2 separate regions of the Mus musculus genome follow, and region 2 is linked to region 1. The links are chromatin loops, found by intact Hi-C in ENCODE. Cell type or tissue: heart. All regions are shown on one strand.

What was found. Peaks named below come from ENCODE experiments on the same cell type or tissue, not always from the same donor. Only the 100,000 strongest peaks of a DNase experiment are listed, where the experiment ranks them.
Region 2: it touches region 1 in a loop (3-fold over the local background); 3 of 42 quality-filtered maps call a loop at or near these places.

Annotation. Positions count from the first base shown.
Region 1 is chr5:45,517,424-45,522,423 of GRCm38, reverse strand. Med28 (mediator complex subunit 28) reads right to left here and starts at 2,195. Exons shown (of 4, transcript NM_025895.4): 1 at 1,940-2,195. The coding sequence starts at 2,098. In heart, no CTCF peak of the experiment used is centred here; a DNase peak (open chromatin) is centred at 2,153; H3K4me3 peaks cover 1,733 bases; H3K27ac peaks cover 1,257 bases.
Region 2 is chr5:44,222,267-44,227,266 of GRCm38, reverse strand. It overlaps Tapt1 (transmembrane anterior posterior transformation 1), which reads left to right and starts at 661. Exons shown (of 14, transcript NM_173764.3): 1 at 661-853. The coding sequence starts at 664. In heart, a CTCF peak has its summit at 2,812 (motif pointing left); a DNase peak (open chromatin) is centred at 566; H3K4me3 peaks cover 1,925 bases; H3K27ac peaks cover 1,870 bases.

The DNA of each region.
Region 1 (5,000 bases):
AACATAAAAATGTTATATACACAGCAGCTATTAGGAAAAGAAAGGGCTTCTCCTGAGGCCACTCAATAATAAGTGGACACTTTGCACCTGTACTTGAGAAGATATCAGGCCAATGTAGACACCAGGTAAAGCCAATCCCAGCTGGTCTGGCACCTGAGACACTGGTATCTGCTGGCCTCATCACACGGTCTTATTCCTGCCACCTGCCTCTTCCTCACTGTCTTATTCCACACCTGGAATACCTTTCAACCCCACCACGGCCACGCCACTCTGGCTGACCCTTACATGAACTGTATATATTACTATGTCAAGATGTCATCTGTCTACTCTTTCTTTCATGCTCTACAGTGGAGCTTGGCAAGCTTTTCAGAAAAGTAACTGATGTTACTATCCACTCTTCAGCCACTGTTATTTCTACCAACAGCTCTGCCTGTGTGATTCAGCACTATAGTCTAAGTACTTGGGATACCATTTGGCATTTCATAAGTAACAGGTGTCTGTATAATAAGTGGTGTCATGCGGATAACCAAATCCCAAAGAGGGAGTTTTGAAAGGGTGCCAACCGAGCTGTACATGTGAGTGCGCCACAGGGGCACAAGCAGCCCTCAGACAGACAAGCATGACAGCAGCTGACAGAGGAACACAGTCTGAGAACAGACCCCGACAGCCTTGAGCAAGCACCGAAAAAAAAACCACAAAGACACAGAACCAAATTTAGGTTCCGAACACAAGTCAAAACTACACCCAAAGTTCCTCTCAGAAGCAATGAATCCTCCTGGCTAGCTCCAGATCTGATGGATGGAAACAGTCAAAGGATTTCCCACTCCTGTAACAGCTCGACCAACCAGACTGCCTATTCTGTGTACGGTAAAAGTTAAGTCTTGTTGGACTTTTGGGGCGTGAGCATGATGTGCAGATTTCAGAAAACCTATGGCCCACAAAGCTTGGGGGCGGGGGGGGGGGGGGCTTCACCAACGGCAGTAGGCCATGCAGACTTAAAAAAAAAAAAAAAACCAAACCTAACTGCAAGCCAGGCAGTGGTGCTGCACTTGTTCAATCCCAGCACTAGGGAGGCAGAGACAGTTGTGTGTCCAAAGTCAGCCTGGTCTACAGCGCTTGTTCCAAAACAGCCAGGGCTACGCTGAGAACTTGTCTCAAAACAAAACAAAACAAAACAAAAAGACAAAAACTAACTTCAGAAACTTTAGTTCCTGCTGCACCTCCCAGCCCACCCCCCCCCCCCATCCTTTGAAAAACATTTAAAGCATGGACCTTTATGGACAGTCAGTCTTACGGAGGTTAAAAACAACGCGTGCCCTTCTATTAAAAGCCCAGTATTTTAGGACTGGTGCGATGGCTAATCCGGTAAAGATGTTTGCCACCACACCTGAGTTCCATCCCTGCATCCAAGAGTGGATGGACCCAAGCGTTCTACTAAGGTTTCCTCCCACAGTGAGAACTCAACTTATGCCAACAAAGAGCATTTACCAAATGAATAGAAAGCGAAAGCCAGAGAAGTCAAGGGATGGCACCCAAACAAGCTAACAGGTAGGCAGGTGCCAGGGGCCATTGGAAGGTCTACACAGAACACTAGAGAAAAACAGGAAAAGCGTCCAGTATGTGACCTGGAAACTCAGAGGACCTCAGCCGAGTGGGCCCGCTCCAGGGAAGACCAGATCCTACTAGACCCGCAGGGGATCCAACGAGCCCCGAGGTGGATGGGAGTTGGGCGAACTTCAAGGCCACGGTCTCCAGAAATGTCGCGGTTGCGGGGGCAGACCTGAGACGACCGGCCACAGGTAGTACCCAATCTACGGCAGGCGACTTCCATTCTCCGGTGCCCCGCCTCTACTAAACGCCGGGACCGAGAAAGGAGTTAACCTGCGCGCCTTCCGCACGCCTGTGAGGGCTGCACAGAGACGCCCACATCTCGGCTTACCTCGAAGGATGACTCCAACTCGTCCACCAAAGTGCTGTTAGATGGTCTCGGGGCCCCAGGGGCTGCTTGCAGAAGCGACGCCTGGCCTGGGAGCCCGGGCGGCGGCGGCGGGGGACCTGGAGGCTGCCCAGTGAACATCCCTCCCAGGGACGCCGCCATGTCTGCAACGGCGGGCGGAAACGACACCGGGCCTGTGTGCGCAGGCGCGGGCAGCCTGATCACGTGGCAGGCCTGGTCACATGACGGGCAGTTCGCCTATTCGCCCGGAGAAAGGATTTACCATCATCCTTGTTTCTGTGCGGTCTGCCCAATTTATAGCCGACCTGGGTTTACTCTTTTTTGACCTAAATACTAAATGCTGGGACTGGTTTAAACCAGTCACTTGCAGAGACCGAACAAGGGCGCTGGCCTCCCTGCCTCCAGCCAAGCCCTTGGGCTGTCCCTAAAGACCTTAGCCGAGTCTTTTCTGCGCTCCTTTAGAAAAATGAGTCATCAGTTCATTCTAGGGTGATTAAGGGCTTGAGATGTACCAAATGCCAATCTAGTCACTTGTTCTGGCTGGAACAACACAAGTTCCCTCTAAATTCTGGCGTGAGGTGACATCCTGAAGGATACCAGTGTTCCTGGCACTTTTCTAATCGTATATGATAACACCGGAGGGAAAGTGACTGCATCTGTTTTCATAACGGCTTTAATGTTTGCCTGTTCACTAATTCAGAAGCCAAATAGCCTTGTTGTCGTCGTTGTTGTTTAATTTTACAACACTTAAAAAAAAAAGAAAAATTATCAGCTGACCAAGTTTTCGCCGAAAGATTTCCTTGCCCTAGACAGAGGGTAGGGAATAAGTGACAGGAGACAGGATGAAGGAGAAGAGAAGGATGGGGAGTGGTATTTGTCACTGGAGGATAAAAGACTGCCTCTAGATAGAGAGGAGACAGATGCGGCACATAGTAAAATGGACATTTATAATGGTATAAAGGGAACCCCTGTGTTAGAATGATGTGTTCAATTTTAGTTGGACAAGTTAATTAGGTGAGCCAACGGGGACTTTTCATTGCTGGACTTCAATACGATGATATCTTCACCTTGGTAGTCAGCCTCAGGAAGTGGCCAAATAAGTGAACAAACCTCGGTGGCTAGCTTTAGGAACACAATCTAACAGTTCTTAGTAAAGCAGAGGAAATGGAGGAGCCGAACAAGGATTGCCAGAGCCATGCTCAAGTGGACTAGTGTCCCTTCAACTTAACTGAGTCCTTCTAGTTTCCAGATAGGCATGTTTAATAATCTAGACATAGTAGTAAATACCCCAAATAGGAAGAAAAACCTCATAAATACATACAGCATTATTTGTAGAGATAAGTACTGAGGGAAAATGCTTGGGAGTGGACAGCTAAGTGCTCTTTGATGTGGAGGGCCTCTCTAAAGAGATCTCATTTGGAATGAAAATTTAAATGGAAGACCTTTCTAGAAAAAAAAACCTAAAGAAATACTTTGCGGGGTTAGTCAGGTTTTAGTTATCTATATGCCCAACATCCAGAACTCTGTCTAGCAAATATAGAGAAACACTTGTTGACTGAAAAATAAGCGCAGAGGCTTGAGCAGATGGCTGAGCTCGGGCTGGGAAGGCTGCATCTCAGCACTGGATTGGCCCAGGCTGCAGTGGGCCCATGGCAGCAGTTTCTTGAGTCTGACACTTAACTAACTTGTCTCAACCATGCTCTGAGCACAGATGAGGAGGTGCTGGGTCTATGTATGTGTGAGGTGGATACCATCAGAACTGTTCACATTCATTCTGGCATTATCTTGCAACGTTGTGACAAAAGAAAGGACCATGTAGAGATTTCTTCAGAACAGTCATCTGTTGCAGGATATTTGATCACATTGTGAACAGTGAGGCTGTGTTTCTAGTTGTTGTGTGGCTCAGCCTTAGCACACACCTTTAATCCCTCTGGCTGGAATACAGACATGCCCTTTGGACACACCTTTAATCCTAAATAATGAAGGTAAAGTTAGTTTGTAAGTGATGTCTAATTGAGACAAATAAATGAATCAGAGAAAGATTTTGACAGAATAGGATGAGAAGAGGAAAAGGGAAGCTACTTAAGAGAGCAGTGCAGGGAGGGGGGGAGAGGGAGAGGGGAGGGGGAGAGGGAGGGGGGAGAGAGGCAGTTTACCAGGAGAGTTTTACACAGGTTGAAGAGAGAACAAGCTAGATAGACACAGGTAAATACACAATGAGCCAGAGAATGAGAAGGAACCAGAAGAATTGAACAGATTCCTAGAGTTAGTATTAGGCAAAGCAGAACAATTCGGGAGAGGCTGAGAGAAGGAAACCTGAATGAATCAGTCAGCCTAGAGATGAGTTTGAGCCAGAACAGCTGAGTTGAACCAGCCAACAGAACTTAGAAAGAGCTAGAAATGGTGACCCCATACAGCAGCAAGTCTCGGAGGCTAAAAACACTCAAGGCCTAGGTAAGACTGTATGGAGGCTAGAAGCTTCCAGGACTAGGCCTAGGTTAGCAGAGGCAGTAAGTCTTTGAGACAACAGTTCCACCAGGTGAATAAAAGTTATTTTTACGGCCATCTGCAGCCTCAACAGATGCAAAACTGTTGGCTAAACTAACAGGTTGCCCTATGAGAGTTGTTAGCTGTTATTATTTCTATCCTCATAAAACCACTTGGCTTTCCTATGTTGATGTGCATACATAAGCCTACAGTTGTTCTAGTAGCTGACTTGCCTAATTCTGGGAAATAGAAAGTTAGGTCTGGTCCCCTGATGTAAGTATTGGTTCTGATGCTAAGGTCCTGTTCCTCAATTGGTTCTTGATCCATCAATAAAGACACTGGCAACCAATGACTGAGGACGGGGGAGGGGGGGTGTGTGGTGTGGTGCACTTAGAGTTGTGACCAATGACTGAGGATGGAGGGAGCACTTAGAGTTGCAAAGGTGGATACAGGCAGAATCAGGAGAGCAGGGAAAGAAGCTGGGTGTAACTGTAGGAGATAATGCCAACCAGCCTTGTGAGTTTTTGGTTTTTTGAGTGGCCAATGGCCACTCTAC
Region 2 (5,000 bases), 1.3 Mb after region 1:
GCCGCCTTGGCTGCCACCCGCAGTCACATAACCCTATTCCCGAAAGGCAACCCAGAATGTCCCCGGCGCTTTAGGCGCATCGAGCACTTTGCCCGTCGGGCCGAGTCCCCCACCTGTTGGCACGCTCCCCCGAGCTAGGCTTTGGACACTGTCCACGGACAGGGAATGTGACAGACGATCATAAATATGCAGGAGAGATGCAGCCAAGACAGCAGAGCCACCGGGTCGGCGCCGGCGGGAGCCACAGAGCTGGAGCCCGGCCCCAGTCGCCGTGCAGCCAAGGCCAGGCGGGTCGCGCCGGCGCACTCCGGCCACCGCACGGGCACAAGGGGCTCCGGCCGCGCGGACAACCACGCCGAGCCCCGCTGCCGCCCACCGTCCCCCACCGCGCGACCCGGCGGCATGGAGCCCGGCGCGGCGCCCCGGTCCGCAGAGCCCGCCGCGCGCCACGGCGACGGCAGGAAGAAGATGGCGGCGGCCGTGGCGGCGGCCACCGCGGCCTCCCACGCGCCGCTGACGCCAATGGCGCGCGCCGGCCGGCGGGCTACGGATGGCGGCTGCCCGGGCGAGGGGCGGGGCGAGGCGGCGAGGGGGCCGGCGGGAGGCGGAGGCCGGGCGGGCGGCTGGAGGGAGGTGGCGGGGACAGTGTGTGGCTCTCGGAACATGGCGGGCGTCTGCGACGCGGCCGCCCCGGGAGAAGGCGGCGGTGGCGGCGCGGACGGCCCCGAGCGGACCGGCCGCGGCGAGGCGGAGCAGCCGGGTGGTGGCGGCCATGGGCCCGCGCCCCAACACACCGAGACGCTGGGCTTCTACGAGAGCGACCGGCGGCGGGAGAAGCGCCGCGGCCGCGCAGGTGAGGCGAGCGAGCGAGCGGGCGGGCGGGCGGCACTAGGCCGCGGCGGGCTACCGAGGGGCCGACCGGGCTGTGGTGGCGGGGACGCCAGCGCCTTCCCTCTGCGCGCGGAGCGGCCGCGGCTCCGGTGGCTCCCATGTCCCCACGGCCGGTGACAGCTACCCCGGCGGCTAGTGCGCGCGGCCCGACGTTCCCGCAGCCATCCCCGAGCCAGGTGCGCCCGGGAGATCGTCGGTCCCCGGTCCCCGAGAGTTCGCGACCGGCCTCAACAGTGACAGGCATCTCCCACATCCGAAGGAGGTCAAAAATGGGAAACGCAGGGCTTTCTAGGCGATGTCAATGCCGAGGTGACTCTTCCCCCTATGGTTTTATGCGAAGTTGAGTCTCGGAAACCTGTTAACTTGCCCGCCGAATCCATTTTTCGTAGACTCAGCTGACAGTGTGGTCGTGACCGTGAAGTTCAGCAGTTTTCTCTCAAACAGAAATGTGCGGCACCCCTTAAAATGTTACATGTGGAGTTTTCCTAAACTAAAACTTAAGCCAGAAGAAACAGTTTGTCACACAAGAAAATACGTACCACTTTTAAGCCCTACTGTCCATAAGCTCTGAAGCATACTGTTAAAATATTACAATCCCCTGTGTTCAAGGATCTTATTAAGAACTTTTAACAGCTTTGGTATTTACACTGAAGCGTTCTATTAAGCCCGGAAGCAAAAGGGAAAGTTTTGGCTTGGCCGTTTCATTGGGTATAATAGTGATTGCATTTTAATTCTTGCATCGTAGATCCAAGATCTTGGACAGCAACTTGATGACATTTCTTCCAACTTATTCTGAGCTAATGCAGTGGAATAAGGTCCTGCAGCTTATATAAATACTCGTTCAAGTTATAAGGTTGACTCCATTCACTATGGGTATTGAAATTATAGGAGTCCTAAAAGTCTGTAAGACTGGTGGATAGATCCTGATAGACTTGCTAATTCTCAGAATTGGACATAGAGTTTTGCATCAGTCTCCATATCTTTGAAAACTCAGGCACCAGCTGTGTGCCTTGTTTGTTTGGTTTTTTTTTTCCCCCTTTATTTTCTATTTGGTTTAGTTGTCAGTTAAACACTTGCTTGCAGGAATGTTTGCTTTCTAAATTGGCAATACCTAAGTAAACCAAAGTCTTCAATCTCTCAGCCGCTTGTTCACTTAGACTTGACTAGGGCAAGCAAATAGATGCGACCAGGTTTCACTACGGTTTCTTTGAAATCTTTTCAAGCTTCAGGAAAGCCTTTATGTTGTTTGCATGAAGAAAGACAATGAAGCTGTGCAGAGCCTTTGGTGAACACAGACCTTGAACTTCTGAAGTGAAGTGCATTTATTCTTCCCTGGTACTAACACAGACCTTGAACTTTTGAAGTAGTGAGCACCCCTGGGCTGAGCTGGATACTTGGACTTGTATAAATTTAACATCATAGCACACACTCATTCATCACAGAGGCAGTGCACTGAGCATCATATACTTAACAGGTTTAAACCTGGATTTTCAACCTGCAGTGGCAGAAAGTCCTTACTAGGGAGCCGGCATGAAGCCGTGGCTATTGGGGTGGCCCTCCTTGTTTCCATCAGTCTTGTATGAGGGAAAAGATAGTGGTTACTCCCGCTTTGGTAGATGGCATTAGGGATCTAGGCAGGCATCCCAGGAACATTTCAGAAGTACCAGCCAGTGGTTTTCCTGTGTGGACTCGGTGTGAACCACCTTCTTCTGACCCCTGGTGTCTGTTCTAAGAGCCAGGAAGCTCTCACTGTTGCTGATGCATGTCTACCTGTGACTGGGTCTGCAGTTGGCCACGGCATCCCCACTCACTTAGAAATCCAGGCGTTCTTTTTGTTCACCCCCAAGTGCTTCTCTCTTCTGCTCTGTTTTCTTTCTTTGCCTCCTTACCAAGAAATAGAAAACGGGTTGTCTGGGCCAGAGGGCACCACCTAGTGTCAGACTGGAAACATCTTTCTCAGTCATTTATGTCACTAAGGTATTAATCGTCCATTCTCTGTAAAGGTTCCTGTGTACTTGCCCTGTCGTCCCCTCTGCAAGCTGGGGCAGTCTGTGCCGTTCCTTTTGGAAGTCATAATCTTAGTGTCTTGATGGCCTTAACCATCACTTAGTTCCAATGTCCCTTTTATCATTTTCCCCAAGGCGTTCAGAGCTCCTTTATAAGACATTTATTGGTGGGTCCTAGCAGTTTAGTATTCTCTTTACATGAGCATAGAGTAAGGTACTTATCCACACTTGGAGTAAAATAAAATGCTGTAGTGTTTAATGTTCATCCTAATTTATCTGCTGAGGAAAATATGTAAATATTTTATATTTATACAGCTATACATACGACATGTATTCATCTATATCAGTTATATTTGCTTTTTGTTTCTTTGCAGACTGCTATCATTTGATCCTCAGCAGCATTTTTTTTAATGCATGAATTGTGTGACAAATACTAGTACTTTCACCTTAACACAGTTAGAGCTGGATGCCGGTTCATCCCGGTGTGTGGTGACTGAGCTGGAACTCTGGGAAGAGTGCTCGCCAAGAACTGCGCTCTCACCGTGCTCTTAACATTACTGCCATGTCACGTTGCATTTTTCGACATAGATCAGATTAAGCAATGCCTGTCATCCGGTTCCTGCGTTTTCCCCTCTTGACTCGTCTGCAGGGTTCTAGGTGAAAGATTCTGCATAGCCATGTATAGCTCTAGCAGTCAATGAGGAGCAAGTCCATGTCGGACTAAGAATACGGAACTCTGTCTTCTTAACTTGGTTCTGTTGTTGAACTTCGTAGACTGCTTGCTTAATCCACTTGGCTCTGCTTCATCGAGCCAGTACTAAATAAGTCTCTAACTTAGTTGTCTTCCTCTCCGTGGAGACCTTGGTGTAAGATAAGCATGACATCTTCCCATGAGCATGAAACAGCTCCCTGTAAGGCAAGCGCAGGAGGTGAGCAGATAAGCATTGCTTGTAAAGTGAGAGGCCTGATGTCAGGTGTGGCCACCGTGCTGTTTGTGGTGGAACAATGCCGTCACTATTGTTCTCTTTGTAATGATGACTTGACTTCTGGAACTCAACTCTTGTCTGATTTGTTTCTCTCCTTGCCTTTACACATCTTGCTGTATCTCCAGGAGAAGAAAGAAAACCTGAAACCCAGAAAAGCTAACTGGTTTTCTGTTGGCAGTTCCCACAGAGATTGTCAATGGAATTCAGACAATTCCTATTCCTTGCATTCTACTGTCTGTGGATTTGAAATTTTAAGCCAGCTGGAGGATTATTGACACATCACACTGTTAATCCTTTGCTTTGTTAGCGTTAAGATGTGCCTTCCATTTGGAGACCTTCTTCTGTCTCTAAGCGTATGACTGCTCTGCTCTTTACTATCCTAAAGGAGACCATAAATGGTTTTTAAAGGGTGGGAGGCAGAAGTAAGAAGATCCTGAGTTCAAGGCCAGCCTGGGCTACATGGAAAGCCCATGTCTCCAAAACAACCCAGCAAAGAAACCAACAAAAAGCCTCAAGAAGCTGAATATAGTATGCAAAATGGCTCTTTTTCTTACATTTGACTTAGAAAGGCAAAACTCCTATTGTATTGTCTCCTAGAAAAGTTAATTCCTAGTTTCCCTGTGTAAAAGTATGCCTGTTACGTGTAAGAAAGGCTCATTTACTATTTTAGATACCTTGTTAAACTTTGTAAACACTTCTTTTCCTTAAGGCCAGAGACAAGCTTGTTTCATGGTTTCTTAGCAGTCAACCAGTATTCCTTTCCAATTTGGTTTTTTAATGTGCAGTGCTATTTTAAGAAAGATATATTTAGACATATTGCTGAATATATAAATATATGTATGATTACTCACTACTTTTAATAAATAGTTTTTGATCCTAGCTTCTGATTTCTAAAGTAAGCTGTCTCGGATGAGTAAGACTAATAGTTCTTATTTCAGGAGTAAAGGAAAAGAATTTATACTCTTATTTCTCAATTAAAGGTAAAGGATTACAGAATGTTTCTGTGGTAGATGAATATTGATTTTATACTGGTGGAATTGATTTACACTTATGATGGATATTATTTTACTTTTATTAATGTTCACATTCTTCTAATAGACACACTTATAATTCAGTA